Linked DNA regions of Mus musculus: region 2 is linked to region 1. A link is a loop called in an ENCODE intact Hi-C map of the cell type or tissue named here. Cell type or tissue: gastrocnemius. All regions are shown on one strand.

Evidence for each region. Hi-C counts contacts between places; a loop is a spot of excess contacts. Peaks named below come from ENCODE experiments on the same cell type or tissue, not always from the same donor. Only the 100,000 strongest peaks of a DNase experiment are listed, where the experiment ranks them.
Region 2: a loop joins it to region 1, with 3 times the contacts of the local background. A loop is called at or near these places in 15 of 42 quality-filtered maps.

The regions. Positions count from the first base shown.
Region 1 is chr10:80,609,101-80,611,600 of GRCm38, forward strand. Scamp4 (secretory carrier membrane protein 4) reads left to right here. Exons shown (of 7, transcript NM_019575.4): 3 at 230-358; 4 at 541-697; 5 at 1,928-2,029. Mir6912 (microRNA 6912) reads left to right here and starts at 160; the gene lies at 160-229. In gastrocnemius, a CTCF peak has its summit at 2,157 (motif pointing right); a DNase peak (open chromatin) is centred at 1,503.
Region 2 is chr10:80,691,432-80,693,931 of GRCm38, forward strand. It overlaps Mob3a (MOB kinase activator 3A), which reads right to left. Exons shown (of 4, transcript NM_172457.2): 2 at 1-136. The coding sequence starts at 58. Among named protein-coding and RNA genes, the nearest start is that of Mob3a, 9.1 kb to the right of the region's middle. In gastrocnemius, no CTCF peak of the experiment used is centred here; no DNase peak of the experiment used is centred here; H3K27ac peaks cover 1,734 bases.

The DNA.
Region 1 (2,500 bases):
GCTAGCCTGACAACTGGACACTGGGTGCCGACCCTGGGCCTTTATACTGACTGGCTTCCTTCTCTCTACTCCCCAAAACACATGCAATGCTGGTGTGTGACTCTGGCTGCAGCCCAGAGAAGGCATGGCCGATCCTGCAGGGCTGTGTGCTCTATAGCCTGAAGTACAGGGAGGGTGCTCAGGCAGGCATCTGGCTGTAGCAGGCTACCTGAGGGTCTCCTTCCTGCAGGAAAGGAGAACAACTTCCCCCCACTGCCTCCCTTCCTGCCACTGAAGCCCTGCTTCTACCAGGACTTCTCTGATGAGATCCCCGTGGAGCACCAGGTGCTGGTGAAGAGGATCTACCGGCTGTGGATGTGTGAGCCTCTCCGGGTGGGCGGGCCCAACTCAGAGTGCAGGGTCCCCACTGAGCACAGGAGCATTGTGGTCCAGGGGATGTGCAAGGCTCATCCCTAATGTGCTGGTAGGGTGGGTCCCTGGGCCCTATCCGAGGTCCCTGGTGACTTACCTCCTACTCTCCCATCTATGTCCCTCTTCCAGTTTACTGTGCCACTCTGGGTGTGAACCTGGTGGCCTGCCTGGCCTGGTGGATTGCGGGCGGAGCTGGTGCCAATTTTGGCCTGGCCTTGCTCTGGCTGGTTCTCTTCACTCCCTGCAGTTATGTGTGCTGGTTCCGGCCTGCATACAAGGCCTTCCGGTAAGCCTGGTCTAGGGGCCCTCAGGCCACAGAATCTTAGACCCACTCCATGGGGTGAACATGCTTAGAATTGTATCCAGGATAGGTTTCGGCCACATTACCAATAGTTGTCCTCCACTTATTCAGTGTGGGTGGCCATTTATGTCATGGTCAGCAATCAATGACCATAGGCTGCAGCTAACTGCTGTCTTGGGGTTGCTGGGATGGATCCCAGGGTATAAGATACTAGGCAAGCAGCTTGTGAGCCATGTGCCCCTGTGCCCTCCCTTGGTGCTGTGGAGTGTTCCTGCAGGAAGGTATGGTTACAGTTCCCCTTCCTGCAGCACCCTCTGGATTGTAGGCCTACACTCGGAGACACGAGTGTGTATGTGCCATGACACAGCGTAGCAGTCACAGGATAGTTCTTTTTCTACCATGTAAGTTGTGGGGATCAAAGTCAGGCCACCAGGCCTGGCAGCAGCACCTCTACCCTATTTTAAGTTTTTCTAATGGCTTCAGTGAGCCTTGTGGTTTCCTGACTACAGAGTACCTCAGTGTTGAAGTGCAGTAGGTTAGCTTCAGTGTTTGCTTCTAGAAGATTCTATCACCCCAAAGGAAGCCAGCCTCCACAGATCCGCTTCCTATCTCTGGATTGGCCTGTTCTGGACACTTAGTATGAAGGCACATACTTGGTGGCCTTTTGTGTTTGTTTCTCTGAGCACAAGGTCCCTCGACTGTGGCATGTACCAGAGCCTTGCACCTGTTTGGGGCCTCATAGTGCTCCAGCCTGTAGATGGACCCTGCTGTGTCCACCATCTGTCCATGGGCAGATGCCCGCAAGCTGGCTCTCCGAGTGTTGTTTGCTCATAGGTGGCACCTGAGGTACAGACTGAGAGTGGGGAAGGCCCGGAGGGCTCCTCAGAGAAACAGATATCTGCTCAGCCAAGTCATGGCAGGAGCAAGAGAGCCCCAGAGCGAGACCCACCTTCCACTCCCAGAAGCCCCCTTCCTTCCAAGCAGGAGCAGCCTACCGATGGCCCTTCACCCTCACGGTGACAAGGCGTTTTTGCCACTCTCCATGATACTGGGGCTCCAGTTCTGCCTGTGGTGTCCCCTGAGGCAGTGGCATCCCAGGCTGAGTGCTTGGAGGAAAGCCTTAGTCACTTCAGTCCATGAGGGACAAGGGAACCTTGACACTCAGTCCTCCCTCCTGGGAGTGTGGGTGACCCCTGCATTTTCTGTCACTTGCAGAGCCGACAGCTCCTTTAACTTCATGACATTCTTCTTCATCTTTGGAGCCCAGTTTGTGCTGACTGTCATTCAGGCCATTGGCTTCTCGGGCTGGGGCGCATGGTAAGCAGAAAACGGAAAGATGTGTGTTTCCTGTATGCCTGTGTGTAAGAGTCTCTGCCAGCAAGGGTCCAGGAGGCTGCCTTCCAGACAGATGTTAGGAGAGTGTGCAAAGAGAAAAGCTTGTGCCATGGGCTACCAGCAGGGGGCACTGCCCAGCTGCTCCCAGGCTTGTCTAGATCCCCTCCTGCTCTTTTTTGAGGGTCTCACTATGCAGCCTTGACTGGCCTGGAACTTAACAGAGGTTTGCCTGCCTAGCTGCTGAGAGCTGGGATGAAGGCATGTGCAATTGTGTCTGGGTGTTCATTTCTTCTGTCTCCAGATAAGGTCCCCAGGTGTCCTTACCTGTCAGCTCCTTACCTTTCTCATGAACCATGCTCTCCCACCCTATCCCTGGACGCTGGAGTCTGTAACCCTTGAACAGCCTGTCACCCACCCCATCACCTGGCCACGCCACCAGTGCCTGACTTAAGA
Region 2 (2,500 bases), 82 kb after region 1:
GTTTGGGCCTGAATGTCTTGTCCTTGTTGAACACTTGTTTAAGGAATGGGTTTGACATCTTAGTGGCACCTGATTCTCAGAACAGGAAGCAAAGAATGTGGCAAGATGGTGGCCTGTGCTACAGGTCCCCAGAGGCCTAAAACCGGAAAGGACAGCATTAGTGCTGGGCTTGTGCACAGACTATCATCTCAGCAATCAGTATGCTCAGGCAGGAGGATCACAAACTTACACCAGTCTGGGCCACACAGAAACAACTGGGAGGCTACTACTCATAACACACACTTATAATCCCAGTACCTAGGAAGCTGAGGCAGGAGGATTGCCCCAAGTTGTAGATGAGCATGGGCTGCAGGGTAAGGAAGTGGGACCTGTGTAAGCGTAGGGACTTTTCTGAGCTGTTCTAGAAACAAACATCACGCAGGCAGACTTCTGGCAGGAACCAGTTTCACCAACATCACACAAAATGATGGTCTCAGATGGGCCTGTGTTCTCCTGACACGGGCCAGGGACTGCTGTGACTGCTGCTTCAGGAAACATGAGGGAGCACATGGAGGTGACAAAAACAGATGGTGGTACCTGCAGCAAGCAATGCTCAGGTCCCTAGCACCTCGGGTGTGACCTGTGTGAGTAGAGGTTCGGTACAGACTGGAGGAAGAGCCTGACACACAGTCACCCGGATTAGCCGGGCAGCCCTCCATTCAATGATCAAGTCTTTTCTTCCAAGAGCTGGGGACAGAACCTAGACTTCAGCAGGTCAGTGTGCCAGGGAGGACCCACTGCACCATGCTCCCTGAGATGGGCTAGGCCATCGGGGAAAGGCAACTGGAGTTGGACCTTGGGGCGTAACAAGTTGCTAGGGAAACTGGAGAGACAGCACAGGCAGAAGGGGAAGCTGGGATGGGGAGTGGCATGTGGTGTGGGCTAGCCCCTCCCACCAGAGGCAGCCTCACCTCACTCACAATAATAACTTGTGTGTCTTTTTTACAGACAGGGTCTCATGTAACCCAGGCTGGTCTCCAAGTCACTATGCAGCGGGATGACCCTCTTGCCTCCAACTGTGAGCTGAGACACCAAGCACTGCCGCTGCATAGTTAACCCTTTTAACCCTCATAACACTCCCATCAACCCTCAGCACTTCCGCTTTTTTTCTTATATAGTTGTGGCAACCATGTTGTGCCTGCTGGGCCCTTCAAGGAGAGTGGACAGAACTGAAGTCACACCTCCACTCAGAGCTATGACGGCCCTGACTACAGAGCCCAGCTTTAGCCCGGGGTCCTCAGATGGACAAGAGAGAGACACAGCCTGGGTACCTACATGCTGGCTACGACTGAGACTTGCACAAGAGGAAGAAGAGTCTGACAGATAGCTAAGTGTGGTGGGACCAGACAAAAAGGGACACACTATGGAACTTCATGATGGGAAATGTCGAGATGTGAGGGCTGGGGAAGGACATCGTAGTTCATAGGGTGATGGAATGTTCTAGAATTAGAGGTGGTGACTGTACAACTTAGCCAGAACTTAACACACTGTGCTATGTGCCTTAGACCTGCGAGTGAGCCGCAAGGCACACAGATCAGGAAGTCACGAGAACTGCAAGAGAATGCTCGGTCTGCTCCCTCACCCACACGCTGGAGACAAGGACAAGAAGCAGAGGTTGCTTCCCTGGGGCTGATGCTGGTCAGCTTCAACATTCCAAGTCTGACTTTAGAGGCAACACCACTATGGAAAAGTATCTAGGAAATAAGCCTGTTTCTATAAAGCAAGTGTGGCTCAGGTCCAGGTGCAGGGAGCTGGGATTCGAGGCCATTGAACGCTACATACCTATTTCCAGACCAGCCCTGGCAAACATGAGACTCTGTCACAAAAACAAAACAAGAGCTTCCCATGTGGCAAAGCCTGTAATCACAGCACCCTGGGGCAGAAGCAGGTAGATTTCTGTGAATTCAAAGCCAGCCTGGTCTATAGAGTGAGACCATGTCAAAATCAATAAAAACAAACAGAGGTTGACAACTATCTGACAGTGAGCCCCCATGGTGGTCACTGTAGACACCAGTCAAGGTAGGGTACCCAGAGGCAGGAGCCCACAGGCAAAGAGTCTGTGGATACCAGATGGCCCAACTTCCTCATAGCATGTCCACTGCACCCCACCGCCATCGCACACCTGACCAGTACTTCACAGCCTTCCAGACAGTTCTCCTGACCTCAGACTGCTCTCCGGCCACAGTGGCCACTGGGCCACACGCTTCATGCAGGGTATGCAGGAAATGTCCTTGGCCTCCCACCCAGTGCACACTGGGTATTACCCAGTTCTGGATAGCCAACCACCCCCTACTATGACCTTGGGTCCCCTGAAGAGGTGGCACGGCAGCAATCCCCTGCCCCAAGCGCCCTCTGGGTGTGAGACTGACGGTTGGCTAGTTTGGCACACATACAGCTTGTGGGAGGCGCTGAGGCTGGACATTAACGCACACTGTACAGGCTGAGGTGGCAGACACCTCAC